Linked DNA regions of Mus musculus: region 2 is linked to region 1. The links are chromatin loops, found by intact Hi-C in ENCODE. Cell type or tissue: heart. All regions are shown on one strand.

Region 1 (8,000 bases):
TACATTCCACGGGCAATGAACTTCTGAGTCCTTCCTGTCCTCTCTCTCTCTCTCTCTCTCTCTCTCTCTCTCTCTCTCTCAGTGCCTCTGGAAGCACATGTTTCACCTTTTGATCTCAGACACAAATTGGCAATCTGCTGCTCTGAAGCACTGTGTGAATGGCCCTGGCAGGCGACAGGCCGTCCAGGATGAGAGAGGAGGCATGGTGCATACTTTAAGCCACTGGTTCTCAGCTTTCCAGGGGACATTTGATGATGTCTGGGGCAATTTCTTGTTGCCACAACTGGAGATAGGGCTGTCACTGGCATGCAGTAGGCACGAATTAGGGGTGCTGGGCAACATTCTACTACTGTGGGATCCACAGTGAAAAATTATCTGGCTTAAAATGTCAACAGTGCTGCGGTTCAAAAACATCTCTAAGCTTCTGGAAATTTTGGTCCATTCTGCCCCCAATTACTTCTTAATCCCAGTCTGACAGCACAGTAAGAATAGACCAGGGAAACAACGGGGAAGTCCGCTCAGCCAGGGGCTGGTCCCGTGTGCATGAGTGATTCCAAGAGCACTTTTGAATTTCCGTGTGATTTTGAAGATAAACATGGACAGCTTCACCAGTTTCTCCTTTAATTATGATTATCCTGCAGGAGCAGCATGGGATGGGAAGGGCTGAATAGATGCAAACTCCTCTCCCCACAGTCTTCAGAGGGAACAGTGTGGAGAACAGCATTCTCTGGCTGCGTGCTTTCATATTTTTTTAGCACAGCGATCTTCACAGCCACACATATGCCACCATCACTGCAGGAGTACACACCTGTCAGGCATCTGCAGCTCCGGCAGGAGCGACTAGAGCGTCGAGATGAGAAAAGGATGGGTGAGTAACATCACTTAAAGGGAAGTCTGTAGATCATTCGGCTTTCCGACAAATCCTAATGCAGGCACTTGCTCTGGGGAGGCTTCTTAAATTGGGGAAAGCTGATGTTGCAATGGCCAATCCAGAACTGCGTCCCTGCCTGGCTAGCTTTCCTAACCCCAGGCTTGTATAAATGCCTTTCCGAGCAACATGCCTCCAAGCATCTGTGTCAGTGTTTGCTCTATTTCCTGGGGTATTTGGGAGTGGGGGTATGAGAGAGAGAGAGGAATGTGAGGCTCATGCCCATAGAGGTATGTTATGCATGGAATTCTATATGCCATGTGTGCTGGGGGGCGGGGGGAGTGAAAGAGTTGCAAGCTGTGGTTCCAATACAGAACAAAGGAGGCCTGAAGTAATACCAGCTGCAAGCAGAAGACCAGGCACAGCGGAGAGTTCCAGTATTGAGGTGTAGCCTTTCAGCCATGCAGACTAACACTCATGGACAGGATACTGAACAATGAGAGAGGGCAGAGAGACAGGAATGAGTATGACTGACTGACCCCTTCATGCCATCTGGGAACCCCACACTGTTTTACCTGTGCTCTGACTGACTGGCTGTAAAATGGCACTCCCAGAAACCCCTCTTCCTGGGGCACAGTCAACTATTTTGCTCCAATGGTTCACAGAACTCAAGGGGAGGCTTTAAATGCCAGCCAGTACGTGTGAAGCCATGAAAACAGCAGGAGGAAATTAAACATCGATGGGCAAACACAGGGTTAACAGTCTCCACAGGGATGGGTAACTTCAGACAGGAGTTGAGGGGTTCAGCCAGCCAGACTCAGGGCAGATGCTGAGACGCCCAGCCCGGCGAGCACCCTCCACCCTCCAGACCTCATTCCAGCCTTGGTTTGGTTCTTGGGCACCTTTTATTCTGGCCACTGCTCACAGATGGCGTGTCCCATTCTCTAACCATATCTCATGCCCACCTCTCCTTCCGTGGAAAAGGTACTTGGGTGTAGGGAATAAGAGCCGTGTCTTCTGCGGTTACAGCTGAGGCCCAGGAACTGATTTCACTGGCTTGGCCTCCAACAGCACCTCCGTCTAGCTCACCCACTGATTATGCCTGTGTTCCTCATTTGTACGGGATAACTCCAGCCCACTGCACATTCTGCATAATCAAAAACACTTCTTTTTGTGCTAAACAAGGACAAGGTGACCAGGGTCTGTATTACAAAATAGCTTTACCAATCATTTCTGGCTTCCTTCTACATGAGAAACCCTGTGCTAAAGGCTGGGGTCATAAAACAACTAATACACGGGGCTCGTCCTTCTGAAGCCTGTTTGGAAGGATGTGTACTTAAACCGTTAGGACTTGGGAGAATGTAAGCATCATAATGCTGTAATAATGCAAGAGATATCAGTTAATACACCCAAAATGCCGAGAACAACGTCTGGGGCTTATGAGTCATGCTGCAGAGGCACCAGATATTTTCATTATTTAAACTCCTTGCAAGTCAGGGCAAGCAAGAAGGAAGCCACAACATCTGATCTGCTTCTGCAAGAATGAGCTGGATTTGATTGGGAGGTAGGAAAGAGAAGGGGAAGGTATCCAAGTCTGAGCAAGGGGCAGGAAGCCTCCACGCACTGGGAGAACTATAAACTTTTGAGGACTGTAGAAAAGTCCTGGATGCTGTCAGAGAGGGCAGGGGAGCTGTGGGAGGTGATAAGGCAGGAGCCGTATGATCTACCATCACGACTCTAACTTGTTGCATTGTGATAGAAACTACTGAAAACAAGGTTAGACCTACACTAGAAAACTTGAACCAGTGCCTGGGGATACTGTCTGGAGTAGAAGACAGAAGTGACAAAAACTGAACCAGGGGGCAGACTCAGCAGGTAAAGGTGCTTGCTGCTAAATCTGACTACCTGAGTTCTAACCCTGGGACTGGAATGATTGGAAGAAAGAACTGACACCTGTAAGTTGTCCTCTCACCTCCACACATGTACTGTGGCATGTGTGTGTGCACATACAACACACACACTAAATAAATAAATAAATATTTCTTGTTTCTTGTTTTGTTTTGTTTTTTGAGATAGGGCTTTACTCTGTAGCCCTGGCTGTCCTAGACCTTACCTATAGACCAAACTAGCCTTGAACTCACAGAGATCCACCTATCTCTGCCTTCCAAATGCTGAGATTAAAGATATACACCACTGTGTCTGGCAAAAACTTAGGTTTTAAGTTTTTTGGTTTTGTTTTTAGAGAAGTAAAAAAAAAACCTAAGAAATCTGGGCAAAGTGGGCACCTTTAGCCCCAGCATTCAAGAGGCAGAGGCCAGAGGATTATGAGTTTGCGGCTAGCCTGGGTGACACACTGATGCCCTGTTTCCAACAACAGCAACAACACAAAACAAAAATCAAAACTAATAACAATTTCAGTGATGGATGCCATGGCGCATCTGGCAGCCAAGCGACAACTGCACAGTGGAAGGAAGGTCTCACAGAGAAGGGACATCTGAAGGATGACTGACTACAACAGAACCTCATGGCACTGCCATCTGCACAGGGTGAGAGTGGGTGGCATGCTTGCGGAACCCTGGAGCGGATCAGTACGGCGGGGTATAGGGTGCAAAGGTGAGAGCAGGAGAGCCAGGAAGGCTTGCTTGGTGGGAAACTTAAGTCCACACCAAGGGGTTGCTCTTTAAGCCCACCACAGTGAAAGAGGTGTCAAGCAACAGTACTAGAGAAAGGTCATTTGGGAACAATGTAGAGGGGTGGGAGCGGAGGTTGGTAGGTTCATTAAGGGACTACTGAACGACCTGTGCCCTGACCTAGTTATGTTCAGAGAATGGGAGGAAACGAGTTGAGAAACAGTACAGTTTGTGGCTCTGCTAAATGCATCAGTGCGACACAGCTACAAGTATCAATCAGGGGCTGGAGAGACGGCTCAGAAGATAAGAGCACTGGCCACTCTTCCAGGGCCAGGGTTAGATTCCCAGCATCCACATGGCAGCTCACAACCATCTGTAACTCCAGCCCCACAAGATCTAATGTGCTCTTCTGACGTCCGTGGGCACTGCAAACACATGGTGCACAGACACACAGGCAAGCAGAAATAACCATATGCATAAAAATAGAGGTTAACCAGTCCACTGGTCAAGACCTCATATATTTTGAATGTGTAGAAGGAGGAAGGGAGGAAAGGAGAGAAGAGGGAAGGAGGGAAGAAGCAAGCAAAGTGTCTTGAGGGGAAAACTGGTGGGAATGATTTTAGTCACTGACTCAAAACACTTGAGATTCCTCTGTGAACAGACAAAGACACTACTTGTTCACTAATGTCAGGGATGCCCAACATAAAATCCTCACCTAAATTTGGCTGAAGTGGGCTGAACTTTGGTTCCTGGTTAGAGTCCGTCAGTAGGGACTGTCTCTATAGGTGCCTCTTCCTGCCAACCAGCAGGGGTCAGCAAAAAGAATGATTCAAAGAAAGAACCTGGCTAAGCCAGGGCTGGTCCAAGCCAAAAGTCTCTAGAAACTTCTCACAGGTATGGAATCCAACCACAGTCCCCACGGCAGGGAGGAACTGTGTTGAGCCAAGAGGAATGAGCTGAACAGAGACACTGAGAGCCCCCAATGCTGACGAAAGAACTTAGGAGTTATGCTCGGTTTGGTTAAGGAGGAACTCTACTTTCGTTCCAAGCATAGTTCCACAAGTACCAAGTTCAAGGGTGAGGTTTCTCTGAAGGATTTTCTTTCTTAATCCAATAAATAAAAACCAGTGAGATCATAGTGGGTTTTATTCAAGTGATCCCCCTACACACCAGTGCTCATGTAGCACCCAGGGCCTCGTGTACAAAGCCAAATGTTCTTCGACACCTCTAATACCAAGAAGCGATTCTAGTAACGGAACACTGAAATGTCTTCAGCTTCCTTGGAGCTCACATCCTAGTGCCTTGAGAGTATCATTCTTTCTGGGGAAGAGGGTTTCTCTACATCCTCAAATATAAAATGATAGAAGTGACTTTGAACTGTGTACCTTTGAACTTTGAAGCTGAGGTTCATGACCGGGCTCTGATTAGGAACGCATTGAAGGAAGAATAGGATCTTAATTACTTCGCTGTGGCCCCTTAAGCCTTTCTTAGTAAACTAATGAGTTATACTTTTCCTTGAGAGAAAATCTTGGAAACGACTCATTTCCCCAACAGGGCAGCGTTATCTACCATTCGTATGTGGGAGAGTTTAAAAAAAAAAAAAAGTTTGAGTCTAGCTTAGCTAGGCCAGGAAGAAAATTAAAAGTAAGTATTTATTTTCTTATTAAGGTTAATCAGACTCAGAGAGGCCACCAAAAGAAAACACAGACTCTAAGGAGTGACCCCAAGTTGACAGACACCTCCTCCCCTGACCCCAACAACTACTCAAGGCAAAGGAAGCAATCAGAAAGGGAAAGGAAGAGCAGTTGTCTGCGTCATGAAGGGGCAGAGCTTGGCATTTGTCATTCCAAGGGTTTAGAGCAGACTATCATTTGGGCCCAACGGTCAAGGCTGACTGTGGCAAGCGTGGCCACACAAGCCTATAATCTCAGCACTGGAGAGGCTGAGGCATAAGGGGAGTAGGTCTCAGGGTAGCCGGGACTATATGGCAAGACCATTTCCCAAGAAGAAAGAAAAGAAGGAGGAAGAAGAGGAAGAGGAAGAAGAAGAGGAGGAAGAGGAAGAGACAGAGTAGGCAAACGATAGATAAGCTGACTGTGAAGGGCAGGTACTTTCAAATCAAAAGCAAGTGTGGCTGAAACAGACTATCAAAATGAAGTTCTTATCTATGAACCTCACAGCCTAGACTTAAACTCCAAAGACTGCCTAGACCAAGCTCTGCTGGCTCAGAGCTCTCCTTCCTCTCTGTCCTGCAGATGCCAGGGAGCTGAGCTTACTGAGTGCACATGGGGGTCAGGAGTTAGGACAAAGAGCAGACAGGCAAGGTAATGAATGGCTGTTTTATCTCTAGGTGGTCACAAGCTATAAAAAGAGATTCAAAGCAAGTCTTTTAGGTAACTGGAAAGAAACATGAAGGGATTTAGCAGAGATCTGGAATATTTAGTATCTTGTTTAGGAGGCTATTCCTGTAGGTATACCAGTTGTCCAAACACAATGAACATACTCAAGAGCTATGATTTGCTGGGCGTGGTGGCGCATGCCTTTAGTCCCAGCACTCGGGAGGCAGAGGCAGGTGGATTTCTGAGTTCGAGGCCAGCCTGGTCTACAAAGTGAGCTCCAGGACAGCCAGAGCTATAAAGAGAAACCCTGTCTCAAAAAACCAAAAAACAAAACAAAACAAAACAAAACAAAAAAAACAAAACCAAACAAACAAACAAACAAACAAAAAAAGAGCTATGATTTTGCAAAGCATGGTGAAGTAGACCTCTAATTCCAGCACTGGAGAGGCAGAGGCGGGTGGACCTCTGTAAGTTCAAAGCCAGCATGGTCTCCATAGCCTGTTCCAGACCAGCCAGTGTTACATCATAAGACCCTGTCTCAAAACCCAATAACTCTTCTCCTCGTCTTTCTCTGCAGGCACACATACACACTCTCTCGATTTCTCTTTCCCCTCTGCCTCTCTCCCCACTGTGACTTCCTTGGCCTCAATCCTTAGGGCCAGTGAACTCGCCTGAGAATAGCTTCCCAATAAACCTGCCTTTAATATAATCTAAACAAACAAACAAACAAACAAACAAGCAAACAAGCAACAAAACCATTTGTTCCTCTAAGAATGTAAGTAACAAAGAATTCCAGAGCCTATGTACGGTGCCTATCTTCTGGGCGTTCTTTTCATGGGGGATGCTACCTCCTTCCCTGTCTTTTTTCACTATTGTTCTTTGTCTCAGTGAATGATACCAAATGTGCTCCACCCAGTTTCCCAAGCCAGAAAATTAGGATTCCTTCTACTGCCCTCTTCCTCACATCTGCAATCCCATAGACAGCTCCTGAATCCACTCTTTGCCTCCAGCTCAGTCTGGACCTGAGTTGCTGTCCCTACCTCCTGACCATCTGTTCTCCACAGCACTGCCTCCCGGATAAGGTCCTGGTGTTGTTCCCCATCACTTCGAGGATAATGACCAAACTCCTCAGCCAGATGCTCAACAGTGGTGCCTTCCCTTTCTGCAGCAAGCAGCTCTGTTAAAGCTCTCAAGCTGTCTATAGCACCCACCAACCACCCTCCCCCTACTATTCTCCCCTCACCCTCATAAACATGCCTACCCAACTTGTAACCTTCCTCAGGACTTGGATCAGAGTGACCTGTTTTTAGAAGTCCCTCTCCTAGGTGTCCTCTGCCTCCCTCCCTCTGCTTCACTTGGTAGGGCTCACACACTTAACTGATGGCTTTTTGTGACAGGGTCAGGCTCTGGGTACAAGCACATGACATGTGTCAGCTCATTTAATAGCAATTCTTGCTCTGCAGAGTAGTGACCAGGTTTCTAGTTGTCTCCTGCCTAAATCATTAGCCTACAGCAGCACTCTGTTCAATGTTTCCCTAGCATCTCCTCGGACACTAGGAAGATTGCAGGTGCTAGAGCTTAACAAATACTTGCTAGATGAATGAGGATTCCTGTGGTCAAGGCACAGAATGGCCTGCACTTCATTTTTCTTTTCAATAAGCAAAGTAACCATCCAGAACAGGTTCCATACCAAGGCTTCTACCCAGCAGGCTTTGGCAAAACCCTCTGTATCCAAAGTATTTCGTAGGGATAAATTACTCCAGTGTCCCAACTGCCTGAATTCCCTCTCTAGTTTTATAGCTAAGCACCTTATAGGAAGAGCCTGCCATACACACTGCATTGTGCTGACCTCTCAAGCAAAACCTCACTTAATCCCCAGGGCCCTCAAAGGAAGCATTATCCATTATCGTTGTCGTTGTCCTCAGCTTCACACAAGAGAAAACTGAAGTTCAGAGAGGACAAGTGACTCTGATGACAGCATTGGAGCCTCCGAGCACTCTAGGCAGAGCAAAGAGCTGCCCTCACACCAGAAAAGCCTGGGTACCTCCTCTCCTTGCCGTTTTGACATCATGTGTTTCTGAGTTGCTGTTATATAGACATGTATAGCCAGCCACTTGTTACAGGGTGGAACTCTACAATGGTTGGAAGATATTCCTCAAATTG
Region 2 (8,000 bases), 50 kb after region 1:
AAGATGGGCGGCAGAGACAGAATCCCTAAATACTCAAGGGCCAACTCGCATGCCATATGCAGGAGTGAAAGGAGCCTGTCTCAAACAAAGTGAAAGGGGAAGGGTGACACCTGGACTTGTGTTCTAACTGTCCCAGCCATGTGGTACAAATTAATGCACACCACTCACACACACTCACTCATATTCATACTCACATACACTCATGTACACACACTCACACATTCACACACATTCACACACACTCACACACTCACAAATTCAAACACACACATACACACGTACACGCTCATACTCACACACACACACACACACACACACACACACACACACACACACACACACACACACACACCAGAGCAGCTTTTTTTCTTTTAATCATGCCTCGAAGCTTCAGATAGGTTTTCAGAATTCATGGCTTATGTGGCTTTTTTTTTTCTATAACTTGCAAATATAAACAAATTAAAGTTGGATGCCTACAACTTTGTTTTTACTGAAAGAATATAAGTTCTAGAAATTCGGAGAAGGGACAGAGAAGGGACAGAGACAGCTTCCCAGACGGCTTTAGTGACCCTCAATCAAGTCCCCTTCATGCACTGTGACGGTCTGATGGTGTCTCTGACTAGACACAGGTGTGCATAAAATAAAACAGTTTAATACAGAAAGAAAAACAACAGAATGTGTTGTGACCTCGACTCAAGGCTGATGAGGAAATGACAACTTCCAGAGTCTCCCAGCCCTGAGGAGAAGCAGGCTCAGCTCCAGCCAGGGCTGTCTGCCTGAGAGGCATGTGGATTCATGCCTTGGGCTATTTAAATTTATTGGTATTATATTACTGTTTTGTTATTGGGGCAGGGCCTATGTCCCCTACCTGACCTGTTACTTGCTGTCAGAACTAGAACTCAAACTGCCTTTGCCTCCCGAGTGACAAGATGAAAGAGTGTGCCCTAGGCCTGGCTATTTTTATTATTTTTAAGATATGGGTGTCTGTGTGTGTTTGTGTGCATGTGAGTACAGGTGCCAACAGAGGCCAGAAGAGGACGCCAGGTCCCCTGGAGCTGGGGTTAGAAGAGGTTGTGAGCTGTCCGACACAGGTGCTGGGAACCAAACATGGGTCCCTGGCCAGCGCAATAAATGCTCTTGATGGCTAAGCAATCTCTCCACACCCTTGCCTTGGGTTCTCTGGCATTTTGTCAGCCAATTTCCTGCCCTTCACTGCACTTGTCTGGCTTACTTGATATGAAACTTAATTAGAGCTCTCATCTTCAAGCTGAAGAAGGCTTAAGATTAATTAAGACAAACATGATTTTAACAGCTAATCAAAAGAAGGTCACTGTGGAAAATAATGTGTAGACTAATTTTCTTGACTGTAATATCCAATTCACAGGCTGTAATATGAATATCAAATAGTATATAGGGACTGTGGGGATGGCCCAGCAGGTGAGAACAACTCTGTGTAAGCAGGAGGACCTGAGTGTGAATCCCCAGCAGCCACGTAGAAAGCCAGGCATGGCTCTGCTACACTGGAGAGGTGGGGGACAGAGACCAGAGGATTGCTAGGGCTTGCTGGCTGCCAGCTTAGCTCCAGGCTCAGTGAAAGACCCTGTCCCAATATACCACATATATACACTGTACATACACACATATACATACACCACACACATATACCGTACATATAAATATACCACATACAATGTATATATATATACACCAGACACATATACATCATAAACATACACATTGTACACATACACATATACATGTATATGTATGTATATATATATCTCATACACATGTACATGCACCACATACAAAGTACATACCACAAACACACATACACAAACCACACACATGTAAATATACCCTTTATACACACATACAGACACACAACACATGAACATACACCATACACACCACACACACATATACATATACCACACACACACACAGACATCATGCACACACACACACACACCATGATGATGGCACATCTCTAATAAGAAAACCTGAAATTCTGAACATTTATGGGTATCTCCTTTCTGGGCTTGCAAAGTTTTAGCCTCTGGAATACTTAGAATTTGGGGTTTTTCTGATCAGGGATGTTCAAGCAGTCAAGTCTATGGAAGTATTCCCAGATACCAAACAAACAGAACCCAGAGTTACTTCTGGTTCTAAGCCTTCCAAAATAAGAGATGCTTGATCTGTATATCAAAGTCTCTGTAATAATATAAAAATTTATGTTTTACTGAAAGGATGGGGGGAGGGGCACGACTAAAAGCATTCCACAGAGTTAGTGTCCAGAGCAAACTGAGGAGTCCACTGTTGCATCTCCCAGTCACCCACAGCTGCCTGGAAACACTCGGGAGACAAGGCCTACCTCAGGGTCACTGGGCGCTGATCTCCACACAGTGAGCATGAGCAGCAGCATAAGGCTGGAGGGGGTGGAGGGGGAAAGGGAGGGAAGGCCTGAAATATTCCCATCATCAGGAAGGACACCGCTCCTCCTCCGGGGTCACTGCCAGTTCAATCTGAATTCCTTCGGCACAGATCCACAGTCCCTGGGTCCCCCCAGCCCTCCGCCCCAGCCCCAATTCACAGCAGCCATTTCCCTGTTCTCAGAACAGATTCCAGGAAGGTATCCTGGAGACAGACATCAAAGGAAGGAGAGCTGGCAGCCCCAAAACAGGTCATGCTGGTAGGGGAGTGCTAGAAGCCACATGAAAAGCTAAGAAGTCACAGGGCACTTTATTATTCCTATTTATTATTATTATTACCACTATTATTATTTAAAGAGCTCAGAAATATCTCTCGTTTTAGTTTTAGTTTGAGGACAGAAGGAAATGGCTTTGAAGTCACACAGCCCGGAGCAGCACTTAGTGACAGGACAGCCAGGGATGAAAATGCTCATTCGGTGGAAAAAAGCCAGAGGTATCCAACACTGCTCACAGGCGGGCCGTCTCTCCTCGCTAAGTAATAACCCAGAAGCCTTGCGCTTGGTTTAAGGACATGAGGAAGGAAAGGGAATTGCTGCTAGATAAAACCAGCATAGCTGGGACCAGATTGGAAAGTCACCAGGCTCGGAAGGGCCCTGTGGGGAGTCACATCCACGTATATGGTTTAAGTACAGAGACCCCAATGGATCCCCACTTATTTGGAGGGGCAAGCATTGCTGGAGTAGGCACCTCGCTTGTCCAGTGCTTCTGCTCTTGAAAGCAGTATTTGAAAGTGGGGGATGAAAATGTGGCTACAGGTGGGCAGAGAGCAAGTGACAAGCAGCCAAGTGGTTGGTCAGTGTGTGTGGAGGCGTAACATGATCCTGTCTCAGCAGCTCCCACAAACACAGAAGGAAGAGCACAGACCTGTCCTGCCAGGACGGACACACACACTCTGAGATGCTGAAAATCTGAAACCCTTCTAAGGCAGAAGGGGAGGAGGAAGAGGCACGCCCTGCCTTTGGACAAGCCCAGGACCTGACAAAACTTTCCCAGTTCAAGAAAAAAACCTGGGCCAGCCAGCACTTGGGAGGCAGAGGCAGGCAGATTTCTGAGTTCGAGGCCAGCCTGGTCTACGGAATGAGTTCAAGGACAGCCAGGGCTACACAGAAAAACCCTGTCTCGAAAAGCCAGAAAAAAAAACAAAAAAAAAAAACAAAAAAACCTGAGGAGTCCGAAGCTGTGGAATTGAATGCAAAACAAGGAAGCACAGAGGCTATGAAGAGCAGACCACCAGAAAATTAAAAAACAAAACCAAAAAAGTATGTTTGCTTGTACGCAAAGAATATATTGTCTTTAAGCCAAATAAAGTAAAATTAAGGGACTAATGGTAAATAGACAAATAAAAATGCAGTTGAGGCTGGAATGTAGCTCAGAGGAGGAGTGCCTGCCTAGCAGTCACCAGGCAGCAACAGTCATAAAGCCATACAAGACTCAGCACGACAGGATAACAGTGTTACCAGTGTTGGGGGGAGGGCAGATTTAAAACAAAGGTAACAAACAGAATGAAATGTAGAGAAAATGAGAGGGAGACAGGAAAGAAAGCAACATCAAAATCTTTTCTCCTCGGGGCTGGGGATCAATCGAGAGCCCTGGCCACGCTAGGCAAATCCTCTACCCCTGCGCTCTGTCCGACTCTCTGATGCAGCAGTTCTCCAAGGTGCATAACCCTCGCAACTGAAGACGTACACAAAGTATACACAGATGTTTGTAACTTGCCCAGTGACAGCAGCGAAGTACGAGGCGGCTTTAGTTTTCCTTCACAGGAAAACATTGAATGAACCATAGCGTGTTTGTGTGGTGAAACACCCTGGAGGCATCAGAGAGTATCTCCCAGAAGAATACAGTCCTGTGCGGAAAGAGAATCAAAAGACTCTGAATCTGTAAAGACACATGTGGTCATACATGTAAAGAAAAGCTGGGGCTACTTTACTGCTACCAAGGCCTACAGTTCGTATGTACACGTGTGCATGTATGTGTGCGTGCACATGCATGAGTTTCAATTTTCCTCAGTGATCCAATGTTAGTGCCTTTTTCTGTTTTTATTGAGACAGGGTTTCACATGACCTGAAACTCAATATATAAGCTTACCATAAACTCAGAGAGATCCTCCTGCCTCTGCCTCCCAAGTACTGGGTTTAACTGTGTCGTGTTAGTTATACCAATGTTAAGTTGTTTTGCTGTTGTTGTTGTTGTTTTAAGGAAAATATCCTAATAAATGTTTTTATTTTTAAAAAAATGAAAAAGAGGGAAAGAGATTTGGGCTACTTTAAAATGCAACAGGTCTATGGAAAATCAACTGGATCCAAATCAAAGGCGGCGTTCCTCATGAAGATGAGCCTGAACCAATTACCCTCCCTCCATGGGATGGGCCCTCACAGCCTGCCTCACTTGACAACCGCCTGAAGGCTCTTCAGAACCTTAAACAGGTCTTAGGGCAGGGTTGTAAATCCACAACATGTCCACCCCTCCCGGGAACGTCCTCCAGGGTTAGCAGATCTAACCCCATCCTCCCTGTTCTGCAAGCATACTTCACTGCTTTAAAATAAGCTGTCAATTTCTAAAGGTAAATATTAGGGTTAGTTTCTCCTTGGGCACCATAATTCTCTCATAACTAAAATGTTTGTGGATTTTACGTCTCTCAACTGAGGCATTTGTCCTGTGTGAAGGGACCCACTGAACAAGAGTATTAACTACCTGATTCCAAAGACTTCCAAGAAAAGTCACACACACACACACTCGGAAAGGGAGGCTCCACAGAGACGTGCTGGCCAGGGGTTCCTGAGCGCTCAGTGAAGACCTAAAGATGCTGGTGCAGGGGCCAGAGTAGCCACCCCTCTCTGCAAGCCTCTTCTCCCCTCAGATACACTTTCCACATTGCCTTGCCCAGTGTTCAGATACAGGCAATCACACCTTGTTACTAAGTCCAAGCTTTGTCCTCAAAAGAACATCCTTAACAATTATTTTAGTTCATTCTCCCTATCCCCGCTCTGCGCATACGCAAAGAATTCAGCAGCAGGACTCTCCGGGGAGAGATGGCTCTGCATTTTCAGAGGCCCCAAGTCTGGTTCCTAGCACCCATGTCAGACAGCTCCTATAACTCCAGCTCCAGGAAGACCTCATGGCCCCACCTTTGTCTCTGCAGGCACTGGCATTCACAGTCTAAGAATAAAATGTTAAAGGGGTGGTGGTGGCTGAAGAGACGGCTCAGCGGTGGAGAGCACTTGGTGTTCCTGCAGAAGACCCGAGTTCCATTCCCAGCACCCACAAGGTGGCCCACAGCCATCTGTTACTGTAGTTGGAGGGAGTCCAACAGATTCTTCTGGCCTCTGTGGCACAAGGCATGCATGTGGTGCACGTACACAGCAGTCCGCAGTGTCACTTTAGTAAATGAATGTGGGATAGAGAAGTGAGAAAGATGGCAGAACAGAGCGGTGCAGGCCATAAGCAGAAAGAGGCGGAGCTAGAGAAGCGGTCAGGTGGTAGCCACGGGTATGGGAGTGAGGCTGCTGTAGATAAAGGGGCGCATCTCCAAGTAGGGCCGGCAGGGTGGGGTGCAGCAACACGTAGCTCTCGCAGGCTCTACCCAGAACACGCTGCCAAGTGGCACTATCACGTGAGAAACAGTTCATTTTCTGGACTAAGCCTTCTCAAAAGACTTCCATGGCCCGTGCTGCAACTGGGAGCCCTGTTATCACCCGAGGTCTGTGTTGCTACTGGAAGCCATGTTGAGTTCCGTGGGGTCCCGATGCCGCTGTTGGCTGTGTGGATGGATGTCTGGTTCATGCTGCTGCCAGCTGCTATGGGGCAGGGGGCTTCTATTGCAGTGGTAAGGATGACTACAGACTCACAATTAAGAATGAGAGACATTGTAGCCTTCTGTGACAACCTCTCCCTGCCTCCAAAAAGAGAAACAGTCCAGACAGGAAGCTACTGAAGACAGTCCTTAAAAATTGTGATAAAGATGCTAAAGTTATAAGAAGTCGGTGGAGTGTTCAGCCACAAATGTGACATCTATATCACACCCAAAGGCTAAAGGACTTTGGGAGAAAGAGCACAAAAATTATAAGAGCCTGAGTTGGGAAGGATTGAAGCTAAGGTGTCTTCTCAATGTGTCAGGACCGCTGCAGAAGTCAGAAGTCAGAAGAGGGCACTGGATCCTCTAGAACTGGATTTACAGATGGTTGTGGAAGAACTAGTGCTCTTAACCACGGAGCCATCTCTGCAGTCCCAATTAAAAGGAGTGTGTGTGTGTGTGTGTGTGTGTGTGTGTGTGTGTGTGTGTGTATGTATGTATGTGTGTGTATGTGTGTATGTGTGTATGTATGTGTATGTATGCGTATATGTATATGTTTTAATGAGACAGAGTTTCTCTATGTAACAGAGCCCTGGCTGTTCTGGACTCACTTTGTAGACCAAGCTGGCCTTGAACTCACAAATATCTGCCTGTCTCAACCTCCCAAGTGCTGAGATTAAAGGTATGTACCACTATACCCGGCTTTTAAAAATAATTTTAAAAATCAAAAAAGAAATTCTCAAAGAATAATAAACATTGTAATTTTTTTCTTAAGGTAAGAAAAGAAATAGATTTTTCCAAAATGGTGACAGATGACCAAAAATTCACCAGAGAAGAACGCTAAGAACTGCTATCTCTATACACAGCAAACAATGTGTTGATCTAACTATAGGGAGAAGAGCAAGTGTGTCTCCTTAAACTGTCTTTCAAGCCTGTGGTCTCATCCTGTGGTAAGCCCCACCCTGTCCTTAGCTTCCCTAAGCAGTCTGATTTCTGTCAGAACTGCAGCGATGTTCCTGGCACTCACAGTCATCATCTCGGACCCTGTTTTCCAGGCCCTCGCAGCTGCTTAAGGCACACACATGCAGAACCAATGCTCGGCCTCTTTCTAAGTCTCTGTCTCCCACCTTCCACGTGTTCTTCTATGTCTCTCCCTTGTCAATAACTTCTTGGGATCTGCATTTGGGTGCTGGGTCTAAGCAGGACACCTTGGCGATCCACTGACCCTTGGTGACAAAAGCCTGCTCTGTCTTAAGACAAATCTGGGGTTGGTGAGATGGCTCAGTGGGTAAGAGCACCCGACTGCTCTTCCGAAGGTCCAGAGTTCAAATCCCAACAACCACATGGATGCCCTCTTCTGGAGTGTCTGAAGACAGCTACAGTGTACTTACATATAATAAATAAATCTTTAAAAAAAAAAAAAAAAGACAAATCTGGGACTAAACGTCACTGTTGTTGCTTGCTAATTTCCTGGTTTTGGTTACTCACTTCATTGGTTAGATCGTCAGCTCCAGGCTGGGCAAGAGGAGATTGCTATCATCTCCTTCACAAGACTGTTTGGAGAATATGGCACAAGGGACTATGTAAAGCCCTTGTTGTGGGTACATGTTCTGGGGTGCTAGAACCCCAGCTTCTCTACAGACTTCCCTCTGTGCAAAGCATCACTTCAGGAATAAATACCTGGGGAGGGGACCTCTGAGAATAGTCAAGTCCTA

Evidence for each region. Hi-C counts contacts between places; a loop is a spot of excess contacts. Peaks named below come from ENCODE experiments on the same cell type or tissue, not always from the same donor. Only the 100,000 strongest peaks of a DNase experiment are listed, where the experiment ranks them.
Region 2: a loop joins it to region 1, with 1.9 times the contacts of the local background. A loop is called at or near these places in 5 of 42 quality-filtered maps.

What each region holds. Positions count from the first base shown.
Region 1 is chr11:76,310,625-76,318,624 of GRCm38, forward strand. The region is part of intron 1 of Nxn (nucleoredoxin); the gene reads right to left. Among named protein-coding and RNA genes, the nearest start is that of Mrm3, 71 kb to the left of the region's middle. In heart, a CTCF peak has its summit at 4,289 (motif pointing right); DNase peaks (open chromatin) are centred at 2,447 and 3,707; H3K27ac peaks cover 683 bases.
Region 2 is chr11:76,360,886-76,368,885 of GRCm38, forward strand. The region is part of intron 1 of Nxn (nucleoredoxin); the gene reads right to left. Among named protein-coding and RNA genes, the nearest start is that of Nxn, 34 kb to the right of the region's middle. In heart, a CTCF peak has its summit at 3,017; a DNase peak (open chromatin) is centred at 2,936; H3K4me3 peaks cover 490 bases; H3K27ac peaks cover 2,134 bases.